Linked DNA regions of Homo sapiens: region 2 is linked to region 1. A link is a contact called in ENCODE Hi-C or POLR2A ChIA-PET data. All regions are on one chromosome and are shown on one strand. The core of a region is the stretch at or near the end of the contact, and the rest is flanking DNA. Distances in the headings are between cores, read along the strand shown. Region 1 overlaps AGAP1 (ArfGAP with GTPase domain, ankyrin repeat and PH domain 1). Region 2 has its middle 25 kb from the start of AGAP1.

What was found. Hi-C counts contacts between places; a loop is a spot of excess contacts on that map. ChIA-PET counts read pairs that join two places held with the same protein, here RNA polymerase II (POLR2A). Pooled maps may share reads with other maps.
Region 2: a loop to region 1 is called in a pooled map, with 2.0 times the contacts of the local background. The contact joins two enhancer-like sites. A Hi-C loop is called at or near these places in 2 of 50 pooled maps. POLR2A ChIA-PET finds 5 or more read pairs at or near these places in 2 of 52 experiments (H1 and PC-9).

What each region holds. Positions count from the first base shown.
Region 1 is chr2:235,551,640-235,555,492 of GRCh38, forward strand. The region is part of intron 1 of AGAP1 (ArfGAP with GTPase domain, ankyrin repeat and PH domain 1); the gene reads left to right. Among named protein-coding and RNA genes, the nearest start is that of TNRC17, 36 kb to the left of the region's middle. Within about 2 kb of position 2,157, at least 3 of the 41 ENCODE cell types and tissues checked have a DNase peak (open chromatin) inside an H3K27ac peak, as active enhancers do; they include PC-9, where a contact is called at or near this core.
Region 2 is chr2:235,466,867-235,470,836 of GRCh38, forward strand. No RefSeq gene overlaps it. Among named protein-coding and RNA genes, the nearest start is that of AGAP1, 25 kb to the right of the region's middle. Within about 2 kb of position 2,310, at least 6 of the 41 ENCODE cell types and tissues checked have a DNase peak (open chromatin) inside an H3K27ac peak, as active enhancers do; they include PC-9, where a contact is called at or near this core.

The DNA of each region.
Region 1 (3,853 bases), core at 907-3,406:
AAACGTTTTTCTTTCCAAGGCACGTGGCAGGTGGGTGCTGTTTCTTTCCTGCAGGATGTTTGCTGAGCATTTGTGAGTGGAGCATCTTTAGGGAAAGCAGGACAAACCCTAAAAGACTTTCTCTGAATGTTACCTTTGCTCTTCACCTTGACTGGTAGATCCTGAAGGCGTAGAAAGAGGGTCCTCTGGAGAACACAAACTGAGCGTTGCTGGGCCTCAGGAGCTTCTAGTGATGCTGGAGGCGGCCACTGCTGTCTTTCAGCTGTGAGGAGCCAGGAGGGCGATCCCAGCTTTCTCCTGGTTAATTTTACCGTCTTTTAAAAAGGAAGTTCACAAGATTTCTTGAAAGAACTCTAGTTGGAGTTGTAGAGCTAATGTTTTTTTCTCTGGTCCCTGCCACCTGCTGGAAGGAGCCTGCAGGGAACTGTTTGTTGTGTGCTTGGCTGTTCAGTGCCCCATAACTGGCCGCGGTACTGCCACCCGCTGGAAGGGGCCTGCAGGGAAGTGTTTGTTGTGTGCTTGGTGTTCATTGCCCCGTAACTCTGGCCGCGGTAGTCTGGACAGGGCTTCTGAGAACCACCTGCAGTTCTGCTTATTGCTGGTGTTGAGAAATACAGTTTCTGCAGGAAAGAGAGAGACATTGGTGCCAAGAAATCCTATCGGGGACATTTAATAACTGGAAGTAGCTTAGGAAGCCAGGTTTGGAGTGCTGCCTTGGTGTCGTTATAATGCAAGTGGGATTTCATTATGTGTTTAAGGCTTGGCATTGTTGGAGGTCAGGAAGACCAACTAAGTCAAGTAGAGCCATTGGCTGCTTGAGTGCAGTGCAGAGCACTGGGAAATGGACTTCCTGGGAAGTGTGGGATTTTTTCTGCTACTCCTTCATTCACACCTGGATTCAGTTGCCCTCATGAGCTCACCCGCAATGTGTGTAGGGGGATGCTGCTCCCATTGGCCAGGCACTGGGGATGCGGCGTATGGGCAGGTGCACACACACCTGGCAGAGGTTTGGAGCTGGGTTGTGGGTGAGGGATGCAGAGAGGCTTAACCCAGAGAATGGAGGAAAAGGAGACCAGGAGAGTTCAGAGAGGTGAAGAGTGAGGAGAGAGCAGTGGCCAAAGTGGAGAGAGTTGAGTTTCAGAAAGCCAGCTGCAGAATGCAGTGCCTGACAGAGTGTGATGGGCCCCATCTCTCTCTGCTGAGCCGGGTTCTGACTCTGCAGAGCATTGGAGGCCTTGTTGTGGGCTCAAGGAGTGCAGAGAGGCAGCGCCTGCCTTGGTCGTAACTTCTCACACACATACATCCACACATGTGCATCTGATTGTGTGTGTGACACAGTGAAGGGTATGGGGACAGCCACATCTGGGTTTCAGTTTTCAGTCAGCTCCCTAGCTGGGTGGTTCCTCTGAGCCTCTGCTTTATTTCATCTGCAAGTAGCATTAATACTATAACTGAATATACAGTCAGCTACTCACCACTCGAAAGCCAGACTTGAGAGACAAGGGTTGGTGGGAGAAACAGCAGGTATATTTGAAAACCAAGAAGATGGTGAACTAACATTCTCAAGTACTGTCTTAAGTCAGTACAGATTTTAGGCTTTTTATATTAAGGGCTGGGGGAAGAGGAGGGGGTTGAGATCAAGAGATGACCAACGACTGGACATCTGGGAGGCAGTGGGGGTCAGAGGAAGTTGGGTTTTTTTTTGTCTTGGTCAGGTCACGATGTTCCTGTGAATTTTTAATAAAACATAGTTGTTTACATACTTCTCCTTTAATCCCACAGCTAGTTTTAAAAACTACATGATTGTGTTGCTAGGATTAGTTAAGAACTGATTTGAGGTCACTAGCACATGGTGAGTAGTTAGTAAACAATTGCTTCTGCTAGAATCATCATTGTCAATATTAAGAAGGCGAGTCCACGCATCTCTCTGGCCTGTTGGCTCACATTTGGGGGTGTGGCATTTGTGCGTGAAGTGGAGCCTGGTCCCTGGTGACCCAGGTACAGTTTACGTCTGGAGCCAGCATTTGGAAAGTTGCCTCCAGGGCCCTGGATTTGGAGGGAGCCAACTGCCAGAGTCTCAAGCAGGTGAGGGTGGGGTGCAGGAGAGGAGCGTTCAGGGCACCTCTGAGCACATGTGACATTCGTAAGTGGCACTCCTCATGCTGAGCAACTGACGTCGTATTTCCACCCGACAATGGCTTGATTCACTTGATAAGTGAAAGGAACTTCCACGTAAGGATCCCGAAGCACGGTTGCCTCCGCCTCCCACCCCACCCCGTGGTGCGGCGTGTGCCAAGACCAGCCCTCTGAGGTCAGCCCTCCTGGACCCCTTACTGGGTGGACAAAGGTTTTCTGTGTGACTCACCTCTGGCCAGAAATTTAGGGAAGCTTATTTGTAACTAATACCACCCAGTCACTGCAGGAGACCTGCCGAAGGGCTCTGGGGAAAGTGATCTTCAAAAATAGAAAGGTTGAGTGAAGGTAGGACTTTTGGGAGAAGCAGAAGGAGCCTATAAGACAGCACATTAATTTGGCAGGTAATTAGGAACTCTGATCTTGAGCATCTCATTTTAATTAGCGTGGTCCAGCCTGCCTTACGGTGCTCACGCTGAAGCAGAGAGTGGCCTGCTTAGCTGCTCCGCACCATTTATTTGGGTTTCTTATTTGGGAAGTTTGCATGTGACTGGGCCAAGTGACATTTGTTTTGAGGTCCCTCCCAGGGCCCAGGGGTGAGCTCTTGACAACCCCAGAGTAGAGATGGGGCACCTGTGCCCGGGCATTGATTTCCTGGGAAGGAAAGAAAACGCCAGGCCATGCTGCTGTGTTACAGCCCTTTAATCAGAAGCCCCTGCTGCATGTGGGCCTGCTGTTCCCAGTGCCTTTCAGGAAACCACCAGAAGGGCTCCAGCTTTAGGGAGGATGGTCCATTTACACGCCTGTGGTTGGAGGTTCCAAGTGCCTTGAAAAATGCCTTGATGCCACTTGGAGCTGTTTCTTTCTTCTCTTTCCTTTCCCTTTTAAAATCACGGAACCATTTCTTTCTTTCTTTCTTTTTTTAGACAGAGTTTCGCTCTTGTTGCCCAGGCTGGAGTGCAGTGGCGCAGTCTTGGCTCACTGCCTCCCAGGTTCAAGCAGTTCTCCTGCCTCAGCCTCCCGTGTAGCTGGGATTACAGGCGCCTGCCACCATGCCTGACTAATTTTTGTGTTTTTAGTGGAGACAAGGTTTCACCATGTTGGCCAGGTTGGTCTCAAACTCCTGACCTTAGGTGATTCGCCTGCCTTGGCCTCCCAAATTGCCAGGATTACAGGTGTGAGCCACGGTGCCTGGCCAGAATTGTTTCTTGAGTTTTTCAAACAATGCTTTCTCTCCAGCCAGTTCAATTGTAGAGGGTCCTGGAGAGGAGGTGGAGCAGTTGCCTTCTCAGCATCGTGGGGTGGGGCTGGGATGAGGAGAGCGCGGCCGCCAGGGTCAGCCTGGATGCTCCTAGGCAGAGGCACAGGGGTTGCTGATTCTTCTTTCCAGATGGATGTTTCTAAAGTCTTTCTTAAAGGAGCCAGAGGCTTGCCCGCCCTGCAGTGCCATCCTTCTTGCCGCTCCCACCCACTTCTGTGATGCACAGAACCTGCCGCCCTGCCCTGTCTCTTTGTGTTCGTTGGTCTCCATTTCTAGTGTCTGAGTAAAGGCAGTCCCCAGTCCAGTCTGCAAAGCCTGGCCACTTGCACAGGAAGATGCTCATAGATGGCTGGTTCCTGCCAGTGACACACGTGGACCTCAAGCAGGTGGATGGGTGGAGCTCAGGGAATAGGCATGTGGGGCACACTCTCCAGGCACATCCAGGGCTGGACTGGGGCC
Region 2 (3,970 bases), core at 1,060-3,559, 85 kb before region 1:
CCAGCCTTGGCCTCCCAAAGTGCTGGAATTACAGGCGTGAGCCACCGTGCCTGGCCTAAAAATATATCTTATTAAAGCACTAGAAGAAAACAAAACATGGATTTTTAAATCTTGGAATGGAGATAAATCAATGCAAAACCTAAAAACCAATGCAAGAACTTAAAAAACAGAGAACAATTGTTCAAATTGCTAAATAAAAATTTAAAATTTCCTCTTTGTGAAAAATAATCTAATAAACAGGCTTCAAATGGTAAAACAAACAAACAAAAAAACCAGATTTATAATCTACAAGCAGAAAAAGAGCTAATTTCCTTAATAAAATAATATAGAAGGACAAAAACCCAAGAGGAAAAAAATGTGTCAAGAACAGGGCATTTCACTGAACCAAAAAGATATAAATGGCCAACAAATACATTAAAGGATGTTTAACCTCAGAATTGAGAAAATGCAAATTAAATAATGATAGTATCATCATTAAATAATGGAAGAGGCCACTTTTCAACTATCATTGGGAAAATTAAACAGTTTGCATGCATCATTTGCTAGAATGTGGAAAATCTGGTAGGTTCACACATTGATGGTAGAAGAATAAACTACAGCAGTTTATTCAGTTTGCCAGCAGAAATCAACATTTTAAGTGCATGTTACCTTTGACCTAGTATTTCCATCATTAAAAATTTACCAGGCTGGGCACAGTGGCTCACACAGGTAATCCCAGCACTCTGGGAGACTCAGGCTGGCCTCTCACTATGTTGCCCAGGCTGGTCTCGAACACCTGGCCTCAGCTCCGTCAGGAGTACGAGACCAGCCTGGGCAACATAGTGAGACCCAATCTCTACCAAAAATACAAAAATAAGCCGGGTTTGGTGGTACGTGCCTGTGGTCCCAGTTACTCAGTAGGCTAAGGAGGAAGGATTGCTTAAGCCCAGGATGTGGAGGCTGTAGTGAATCATGATTATGCCATCATATTTCAGCCTGGGTGACAGAGCCAGACCCTGTCTTAAAAAAAAAAAAATTCCCTACAAATATACTTTGAAATGTGCACAAAGTTATGTGCACAAAATGCTCACTTGCAGCTGCATTTGTTATTTTAAAAAAAGAAAAATCCCTGAAATGTCTATTAAATAAATTATGTCTATGTAAATAAATTATGCTACAGCTATAAGTAAGATACTATGCACCCATTAAAAATATATGTGTTGGCCAGGCACAGTGGCTCACACCTGTAATCCCAACACTTTGGGGGGCCAAGGCGGACGGATCACGAGGTCAGGAGATTGAGACCAGCCTGGTCAACATGGTGAAACCTCGTCTCTACTAAAAATACAAAAATTAGCTGGGCATGGTGGCTCATGCCTGTAATCCTAGCTACTCGGGAAGCCAGGCAAGAGAACCAGGGAATCGGAGGTTGCAGTAAGCCGAGATCACGCCATTGCACTCCAGCTTGGTGACAGAGTAAGACTCCATCTCAAAAAAAAAAAAAAAAAAAAAAGTGTTGCAATGAGGTGACTATAGTCAATAATAATTTCGTTGTATATTTTAGAATAAGAGTATAATTGGATTATTTATGATACAGAGGATAAATGCTTGAGGGGATGGATACGTCATTCTCCAGAATGTGATTATTACACATTACATGCCTGTATCTAAACATCCCATGTACCCCATAAATATATACACCTACCATGTACCCACAAAAATAAAAAATTTAAAGTATATATGTGCTGATAAGATCCCCAAGATATATAATTAAGTGAAAAGCGTAGGGCTAGAACAAAGCGCAGTATGATCCTAACTTGGTCCTGTTTTGTTTTTAAGGTATACAGAATATTCATACAGATTTTGCTCATATGCAAACAAGATAGACCCGAGGATACGTAGGAATTTGCCAATAATTACTCCCAGTGAGTAGAACTGGTGGGTGGGGATATAGTTTTGTTTCTTTCTTTAGATCATTTTGTGTTTTTTGGGGTGTTTTTTTTGCCATATATTCATTTGTTTACATTGAAAATAAAACAGACTCAAAAGTAAATAAAGGTGCTGTATCAATGGAGAATATTCACCACTTCCTGTGTAAATTTAATTCCGAAGGACAGCGTGCACCTGAGTAATGTAGATAAAAAGACCCTGTGAGTCTAGGGGCTGTCAGATGGACTCTGCCCCGGCACACACGGAAGCAGGAGATGCTCCTGCCCGTCACTGGGAAGGGAAGTGGAGGCAGTCCCGTTCCTGATGTCTCAATGTCAAAAATGGCCAGGCTGAGCATAACCTCCCTCCTGCTACCCGATACTCAGCTCAGCTTGAGGACTCAGCTCTGACTCAGAGAAGGATCTGGTTCCAGGGAATTTTGTCATGAGAAGCAAATCATGTGACACCCCAGTGTGAGAAATGGCTGGCCAGTGTAAAGCTGTGGAAAATTGAAGTTAGTCTTGGCTCCAGGCTTTATGGAGGTTTTTCTATTAACCAGAGGTGAGCTCAGGTGCGAGGTTAATGGAAAGGTGCAGAGAAGGCTGTCGGGGGACTGCGGTGACGGTTTACACTGCTGTGTAGGATGCAGTTCCTGTAACAAGTGGATATTCTCTTCTATTATAAAATACAGCCCCATGGGACTGTGGCATCAAAGGCCTCTTGTGGGTCTGGAAACTCTTAGCTGGAGGAGAAAAACAGGCTCTGCTCAGGATGCAGGCTGACAAGCATAAGCCTTGTTTTGTTCTCTGTAGAAACAATGAAACTTCAAGCATAAGGAAAAATTGCTTAAATTCCTAACATCCCACCACCCTAAGTTAATTAATTGGCATATTTTCTTCCTATCTTCCTATGCATGGGTGCATGTTTTTCATATTTCTAATTAAAATACTCACAAGTTGTAGCATTTTGCCTTTTTAAACTATATACTATAAAATCTATTTTCAGCAGGGTGTGGTGGCTCACGCTTGTAATCCCAGCACTTTGGGAGGCCAAGGCAGGTGGATCACTTGAGGCTGGGAGTTCGAGACCAGCCTGGCCAACGTGGTGAAACCCCATCTATACTAAAAATACAAAATTTAGCTGGGCGTGGTGGCGGGTGCCTGTAATCTCAGCTAATCGGGAGGCTGAGGCAGGAGAATCACTTGAACCTGGAGATAGAGGTTGCAGTGAGTGGAGATCATGCCATTGCACTCCAGCCTGGATGACAAGAGCGAAACTGCATCTAATATATATATATATATATATATATATATATATATATATATATATATATATATATTTTCCATATCTCTGTATAACCTTACTACTTGCGGTCTTACTGTACCACATTTTACCAAGTTGACACACAGTTCCCTATTGTTGGATAGTTATATATTGTTAAATACTTTTGATTTGATGACCTACAAGATATCATTCCAGGGAGCATTTTCAATGTACGCAGTTTTTTCCTCCTGTTAAATTGCTTCCTAAAAATACTCAGGACTGGAACGACAAGGCCAAAGGCATAACCATTTTTGCAACATGTTGCCACATTGCTTTCCAGCTGGGTTATAATGGTGTTCTGTGCCTATGAGTTGCTGGGAGGAATTGCTCAGACAAGAATAGAGCCAGGAAGCCAGGAAGACAGTAGCTATTTTGGTCAGTTGGGGCTGCTATAACAAAATACTATAGACTTAAGAAACTGAAATTTATTTCTCACAGTTCTGGAGGCTGGAAGTCCAAGATCAGGGTGCCAGCATGATTGGGTTCTGCTGAGGGCTGTGTTCTTAGTTTGCAGATGACCACTTTCTTGCTATGTCTTCGCATGGCATTTTCTTGGTTGGTGCACTCAGAAAGACAGAGAGAACAAGATCTTCCATAAGGCCACCAACCCTATCAGATTAGGACCACATTCTTAGAACGACATTTAACCTTAAGTACTTCCTGAAAGCCTTATCTCCAAATACAATCAGATTGGGGGTTAGCATTTCAACATATGCATTGGGGTGGTGGAACACAATTC